2 separate regions of the Homo sapiens genome follow, and region 2 is linked to region 1. Evidence: chromatin contacts called from ENCODE Hi-C or POLR2A ChIA-PET data. All regions are on one chromosome and are shown on one strand. The core of a region is the stretch at or near the end of the contact, and the rest is flanking DNA. Distances in the headings are between cores, read along the strand shown. Region 1 has its middle 72 kb from the start of MIR492. Region 2 has its middle 25 kb from the start of TMCC3.

Region 1 (3,968 bases), core at 449-2,948:
TCTGCTGTTAAGCAGTCAGCGTTCACCTACAATGGTCTTTCTCTGTTTTTGCCAGTAGGTGGTGACAGTGCTGTCTGTGCAGTTTACTTAAGTCTCTTGTTATTTATTTATTATTTAAATAATACCTCTCTCTCTCTCTCTCTCTCTCTCTCTCTCTCTCTCTCTCTCTCCGTCTCTCTCTCTCTCTCTCTCTCTCTGTCTCTCTCTCTCTCAACAGAGTCTTGCTCTGTTGCCCAGGCTGGTGTACAGTGGTGGGATCTCATCTCACTGCAACCTCCACCTCCCGGGTTCAAGAGATTCTCCTGCCTTAGGCTCCCAAGTAGCTGGGATTACAGGGACCTGCCACCACACCCCGCTAATTTTTTTTGTATTTTTAGTAGATACAGGGTTCCACCATGTTGGCCAGACTGGTTTTGAACTCCTGACCTCAAGTGACCCACCCACCTTGTACAAATACATACATATTATAGGAAGAATTAGAAAACAGATAAGCACAAAGGGAGTTGGGGGGTGGGGGTTGGAATTGTATAATCCCACCATCTGTAGATAATCACTGCTGAAGTTCAGGCATACACAGCCTTTGTGGTAAACTGACCTAAGCCAGTTTAGTGGTTCACAGCTAATAGGTTATGTATGGTTGATACCAGGAGCCTCCAGTGATGACAGATCTCTACTCCACAACCTCTGTAAGGGTGAAAGGAGAAAGCAAGAGCAGTTCTCAAACCAATCCTGCTACGGGGACAAACATGCATGACCAAGCAGGCACACAGCCTGTGCTGTAAACTGCGCTGGAGAGGCCCAAGCTCCCAGCTTTCAGCCGCTTAGACAAACACCTTGCATGAAAGGCTCTCCTGTGGCCTGTGCAGCAGCAGTGTTGTAGCCATAGCATTGAGCTAACTTTACTTAGAGTCACGCAGGCCACAGAATCCTCCATAACGTAAGACTGGAGGGATGGAGGCTGCTGGCGTTGCTGAATTCTCACACCCTGGTCATAAGAAGGCGGAGTGGCCTGTACAGCATTTCCAGCTGATCCATATACAGCAAGTCCTCAAATGATGTCATTTCAATCGGTGTCATTTCATGATCACCTTGATGAGAAAGTCTGTTCCTGGCTGGGGCCCCTGTCTGTGTGGAGTTTGCACATCCTCCCACATCTGCATGGGTTTTCTCCAGGTCTCCCAATTTCCTCCTACATCGCAGAGATGTACATGTTTGGTTAACTGGCATGTGGTCCCAGCCTGAGTGAGAGAGAGAGAGCGTGTGTGTGTGTGTGTGTGTGGCAGGGGTGTGTGTGGTGGGGGTGTGGGTCTGAGTGCACCCTGCTAGGGGATGTATCCTGTCCAGGATGGGTCCCAATGTTGCAGCCTCAGCTGCCGGGACAGGCTCCAGCTACCCTTGACCCTGAAACAGGAATAACTGGGCAAATAATTATCTTCCTTGTGTTTATTAACCTTACTTAAATGTATGTATAGCTCACATGTATTTCAGTGTTTAATATTATAAATGTTTTGGTTTTTATTTAGAAGTTTTGTGATTTTTTTTGTGATCAGAAATATGCCATAAGAACTTAGCTCTTGTTGATCTCAATTAGCCTGTGGCAAAATCAGTTTCACTATATGTTGTTTCACTGAAAGTTGCAGTTTCCTGTTGATGACATGAAGTGAGCCCTTACTGCACTGTCGTGCATTGCTTAACAACAGGGATATGGTCTGAGAAATGTATCGTTAGTCAATTTTGTCATTGTGTAAACATCATAGTGTACTTATACAAACCTAGATGGCATAGCCTACTACACACCTACACTATATGCTGTAGCCTGTTGCTCCTAGGCTAAAAACCAATACAAAGTGTTACCATACTGAATAGGCAGTTGTAACATGGTGGTATTTGTGTATTTACACATATCTAAACAGAAAAGGTACAGTAAAAACACAGTGGGTTATAAAAGATTAAAAATGGCACACCTGTATAGGGCATTTACCATGAAGGGAGTTTATAGGACTGGAAGTTGCCCTGGGTGAATCAGTGAGTGGTAAGTGAATGTGACCACTCACACAAGTGTAAACTTTAAACGCTGTATACTAAGACTACACTATATTCATTTAAAATTTTTTCTTTAATAATAAACCTTAACTTACTGTAACTTTAAAAATAAATTTTAAGAAACTTTTGACACGTTCATAATAACACTTAGGACACAAATATATTGGATAGCTATACAAAAAATAGTTTCTTTATATCCTTATTCTGTAAGCTTTTTTCTATTATTTATATTTTTACTGTTTCAATTTTTTGTTATAAACTAAGACACGAACACACACATTAGCCTTGGCCTACACGGGGTCAGGATCATCAGTTTCACTGTCTTCCACCTCCACGTCTTGTCCCACTGGGAGGTCTTCAGGGGCAATAACACATTTGAAGCTGTCATTTCCTATGATAACAATGCCTTCTTCTGGAATATCTCCTGAAGGACCTGCCTGAAGCTGTTTTACAGTTAACCTCTTTTTTTCATAAGTAGAAGGAGTACACTCTAAAATAACAATAAAAAGTATAGCATAGTAAATACATACACTGGTAACATAGTTGTTTTATTATCAGGTATTATGTACTGTACATAGCTGTATGTGCTACACTTTACACAAATGGAAGAGTAGTAGGTTGGTTTCCACCAGCAACACCACAAACACATGAGTAATGTATTACGCTGCAGCATTATGACGGCTGTGAGTCACTAGAGGAGGATGGGAATTTGTCAGCTCCATTATAATCTTAAGGAGCCACCATTGTTTCTACACAGTCCATTGACTGAAACGTAGTTAAGCAGTGCATAACTGTATTTTGAACACCTATTTTCATCCAAAATAATTTCTAATATCCACTATGCTTATTAACAAACCGTCTGATGTTTATTAAAGATAAAGGCAGCCGAAGCCTTATAATAGCCAATTTTTTTGGAAATACCAATTTTTTGTTAAAGTCTTTCAAATGCTAAGCAACTGCCCCTAGAGTATAAATTAAGACTCATACACCTATATACCATACTGTTTGTGCTGGAGTATTTTAAAGAGAATTAGAGACACTTTTTCGATTTATATGTGTGTGTAGGTGTGTATAAATTGCTTAACACATTTTAATTTATGGTCATTGTGTATGTATTAACAAAAGTGACATCACATGCTATATAATATATAGTTTCATAACCTACCTTTTTCTTTAATAACATAAATATATTTCTAAATCAAAATAACTGTGTTATCAGTTTTAATGACTGCATACTATTCCATTTTATAACATAATTTACTCACAGCTCATTATGAATGGACATTTGTGGTTTTAGTAGCTTTTATTATTATAGGCATCACTAGAAAGATTGTCTTGTACATATTTCTTTGTGTCCATGTTTATTAGGACGCATTCCTAGAAGCAGAATTGCTGAATCATAGGGTCTGCATGTTAGACAAATGTTTTAAATAAGATTTCAAATTACTTTGAAAGAATGTTGCAATCTATACTCCTACCAGCATCTGCTTTCTTAGATACTCTCCCACACTGGAAAGAATTTCAAACTTTTTTGCCCATTTGATAGGTAAAAAAAACGATAACTCATGTTACTCTCACAAGTGAGGTTAGACTTTAAAAAAAGTTTGCAGTCTATTTATCTTTGTATTGTTATTTCAAATATTTGTAGTGTAGGAAAATTAACCTTCTATACATCTCTCGATCCATTGCCAAGTGCCTTAAAATTATTTATTTTTAGATTGGGAAATGTAAAGTCAACTTAAAGCAGTTGAAATCATAACATTTCCTAACTGAAGCTGCAGCTTAAAGTGGGGCAGTGTTTGAACTGTGCCATTTCTGGTCTCCCGCCTCAGTGACCAGAAGGGCATTGGTTTTAGACCCTCCTTTCAGAAGGGATGAATGGTGAGGTGCTCAGGTCCTCTGCATTCAAACCTGCCACAGTAATA
Region 2 (3,968 bases), core at 595-3,094, 87 kb after region 1:
TGCTTATTAAATCACAGGCCAGAAACACCTCTGTGGCAGGACCTGTGTACTGAATTGGTATGCTGTGAGATCCAGAGCAAACTGAAAGTATGTCACACTTTGAGCATTTTCACAGACCAGTCATGGCCACAAGTTTAGGCCTGGCTTAACCTGATTCACTGGAAATCAGCTTCAACAGCACCAGCTGTAATGAAAAGTAAATATGCAGGTGTTTGTTGTTATATATCTGGCATTGTTAAGCTATCACTGAATTTTTTAAAAATCTTGAATCAGTTGGTGAATGTACATGTATCCAAACAGCTTGCTTCCAGACTGTGTACAATATCTTCTTTCTTTTTTTGAGACAGAGTCTCCCCTGTTGCCCAGGCTGGAGTGTAGGGGTGCCATCACGGCTCACTGCAGCCTCAACCTCCCAGGCTCAGGTGATCCCCCCACCCCAGTCTCCCGAGCAGCTGGGACTACAGGTGCACACCACCATGCCTGGCTAGTTTTTGTATATTTTGTAGAGATGGGGTTTCACCATGTTGCCCAGGCTGGTATCGAACTCCTGGGCTCAGGCGATCTGCCTCGGCCTCCCAAAGTGCTGGGATTACAGGTGTGAGCCATTGTACCTAGCCCATAAGTATCTTTTAATGCTTACCTTCAATTATGATAGATATTGGGAATACCTTGCATTTGTATAAAGCGTTTTTACTGGCTGATTTCAGTTGTTTGAAATCATGCATCCTCTGTCAATCTTCTGGCTGATTCAGTTGTTTGATTCTGCCCAGAACCAAGTGTGGCATAATAAATATTAGCTCCTTGATCCACAGAGGATGCTGACCCTGAATTGAGTGACTTATACAAGATGACAAAGCTAGACAGTGGCTGGCCGGAAAGAGCAGCCCACTAGGTCATCTGCTTTTGGGTTCAGTGTTGGGGTTTCTCCACCACATTGTGACAGAATAGTCTGGCTTGACTGGTTTTTTCTAAAGCACTGATTTTTCAGCTTCCCAAGAAAACCAGAGTAGATCCTCTTTTTGTTTATTTTGTTGACCCAGTTATACACCTTCTGTTCTATAGCTTTTCCCATCTTCTAGGATATGGGACGCAAATTTTATGCATAGCCAATGATTTTTTAAACCAAACTCATAAGCAAAATCTGAATTTCCTTGGAGCAGGAAGCAGAGAAAACAAATACCTTCTCTGTGCTGATTGCTCACATAGACATGCTAACCCACACTCTGCAAAGGGGTTGAGTTTTAGAAATTTAAATTACTTTGTTGTCACCTAAAATAAAACCTTCCCTAGACACTCCCCCAGCACTCTCTTTTTTAGTTTTTATTTTTGAGACAAGCTTTCGCCATGTGGGCCAGGCTGGTCTGGAACTCCTGGCCTCAAGTTATCCACCCACCTCAGCCTCCCAAAGTGTTGGGATTACAGGCGTGAGCCACCGTGCCCAGCCCCTCTGCCCTCCCTTCAACTATAGCCTTATCTTCCTCCTTGTCTGCTTTGCAGGCCAACCCTGGAGAGAGTTGGCTAACTTCCTGTCCTTATTTTCTCATCTCCCTCTTGTTTCTCACTCTTCTTCCGGCTGGACACTGGCCAGGTTTTTGTTAAGGTCACCGGTGGTCTCCACATGACTCAGTTCAGTGGACTTGAGTTTTTCAGACTCAATTTATTTCTCTTAGGGGATTTAGTACACACTGTGACCTTGGGAAATTTACTTCTCTAAATTATTTGCAAAATGGGCGTAGCACCTTCCTCCTCAGATTGTAGCGAGGTCTAAATGACATAGTTTGTGGGAAGTGGTGAGCATAGTGTCTGCTACAGTGAGAAGTACATGCTAACCACTGCTTTTATCAACACACTTCCCCTGGTTCCGGTGACACTGTATTTTCTTGTTTTCCTCCTATGCCTTTGGCCCCTTCTACTCCTCTGTGTTATCATGAAAGGAAATGAAATGCGTCTGCGGCAACAGGACTCTGGATGTGAGTCCCTGGATGTGAGGTGTTAAAGGAGGGACACTCCCAAGAGAAGTCTTAAGCAACTAAGTGGTGGTGCCATTTGCTGAAAGGTGGGATCCTAGAGGAGCCAGAGGGGCATGGAGGAAGGCGGGCACACTTGAACATACTGAGCCATCCATGTGTAGATGAACTGGATGGATGGGTGAGTAAGGCTGGAGGTCAGAAGAGACATAGGAGCAAGAGGCTCCATGGCCGGGCAGGTGGCTCACGCCTGTAATCCCAGCACTTTGGGAGGCTGAGGTGGGCGGATCGTCCGAGGTCAGGAGTTCAAGACCAGTCTGGCCAACATAGTGAAACCTTGTCTCTATTGAAAATACAAAAATTACACTTTGGGAGGCTGAGGCGGGTGGATCGCCTGAGGTCAGGAGTTCGAGGCTAGCCTGGCCAACATGGTGAAACCCCGTCCCTACTAAAAATACAAAAATTAGCTGGGCATGGTGGCGCAAGCCTGTAATCCCAGTTACTCGGGAGGCTGAGGCAGGAGAATCGCTTGAACCCGGGAGGCGGAGGTTGCAGTGAGCCGAGATCGTGCCATTGCAATCCAGCCTGGGCTACAAGAGCGAAACTCCATCTCAAAAAAAACAAAAAACAAAAAAACAAAAATTAGGTGTCGTGGCATGCGCCTGTAGTCCCAGCTACTTGGGAGGCTGAGGCAGGAGAATCAGTCGCTTGAACCTGGGAGGCAGAAGTTGCAGTGAGGCGAGATTGCTCCACTGCACTCCAACCTGGGCAACAGAGTGGGACTCCATCTAAAAAAAAAAAAAAAAAAAAAAAAGCCAGCAGTGGTCTGGGAGAGAAAGCAAGATGGGAAGGGAACGGTCTGGGACAGATGCAGAGAAACGTTGAACTGTTTCAATAGCCTCCTGATCAGCCTCCCGGCTTCCACCCTGGCCCCCCCATAAAAAGTCCTTACTCTGCCAGAAAATGCCACAGGATCTGCGCTGCTGTTCTTCTAACCCCAGGCTGCTTCTCTGACCTCATCTCCACCCTCCCCGCTCTCCTGCTCGGCTCACTCTGCTCCACCCATGCTGGTTTTCTTGCTGTTGTTCCTCAAATGGATCAAGTGCTCCCCTTCCTTGGAGCTTTTGCACTTGCTGGTCCTTTTGCCTAGAATGGTCTTTTTCTAGATATTCTACATGTATCACCCCCTCACTTCCTTCAGTTCTCTAGTTAGGTGTCCCAGCCTATCCATGAGAACTTCCCAAAACATATTATTCAGAAATGCAACACTCATCTATCCCCTTTTCTCTGCTTTCTAAAATTTACTAGCATCTGATATGATCTATATCTACCTGACATATTTTGTTATATTGCATAATATGGTATTATATACTATGTTTCTATATGTGACACATGTAATAATGATAAATATATATACTAATATACCATAATATATATTATACCATCCCTATATATTCTAATCTGCTATATTATACAGTAATTTTTAAAATTTCCCACCTCCAAATATAACTCCATGAAGCCAGCAACCTAATTGTGTTCACTGCTATATCCTTGGAGCCAAGAACATTTCCTGGCATGAAATATACACTTGCTAATATCTGTGGAATTAAGAAATTCCAACATTTCATGATAGCAAAAAAAAAAAATCAACTTTTATCTCCCCCAGGGTTGCCATTTGAAGCTGCAAGTACATTATGCAGAGTTGGTTGCTGTGGTACCAATATGTTTTACATTTTGTATAGTAATGTTCATGAAATGAAGGATGGGTTTCCAATTTCCATTAGTGCAGGATGCACTCGAGTCCTGCCAAAAGTTTCTTCCCTTTTGAAATGCCTTATCTCCAGCTTAAAAACTTCAACTTCCTTTTTTAAGACCCAGCTCCCTTTCTCAGGAAATGTGTGTTTCTACTAGGATACAAATGGGATTTATGATGCTGAGGGAAGTCGATTTGATTTGCTGAATATACCCTTGACAATTGAGAGAAGGTTATCTGAAATTAAA

Evidence for each region. Hi-C counts contacts between places; a loop is a spot of excess contacts on that map. ChIA-PET counts read pairs that join two places held with the same protein, here RNA polymerase II (POLR2A). Pooled maps may share reads with other maps.
Region 2: a loop to region 1 is called in a map of heart right ventricle, with 1.9 times the contacts of the local background. The contact joins two enhancer-like sites. A Hi-C loop is called at or near these places in 2 of 168 maps with a recorded cell type or tissue (heart right ventricle and motor neuron), 3 of 37 single-sample maps with no recorded cell type and 3 of 50 pooled maps. POLR2A ChIA-PET finds 5 or more read pairs at or near these places in 3 of 52 experiments (PC-9, activated B cell and activated T-cell).

What each region holds. Positions count from the first base shown.
Region 1 is chr12:94,760,486-94,764,453 of GRCh38, reverse strand. No RefSeq gene overlaps it. Among named protein-coding and RNA genes, the nearest start is that of MIR492, 72 kb to the left of the region's middle. RefSeq lists an enhancer at 1,506-1,565 and a silencer at 1,886-1,935. Within about 2 kb of position 1,698, at least 7 of the 41 ENCODE cell types and tissues checked have a DNase peak (open chromatin) inside an H3K27ac peak, as active enhancers do; they include PC-9, where a contact is called at or near this core.
Region 2 is chr12:94,674,052-94,678,019 of GRCh38, reverse strand. No RefSeq gene overlaps it. Among named protein-coding and RNA genes, the nearest start is that of TMCC3, 25 kb to the right of the region's middle. RefSeq lists enhancers at 1,241-1,350, 1,941-2,050. Within about 2 kb of position 1,844, at least 20 of the 41 ENCODE cell types and tissues checked have a DNase peak (open chromatin) inside an H3K27ac peak, as active enhancers do; they include PC-9, where a contact is called at or near this core.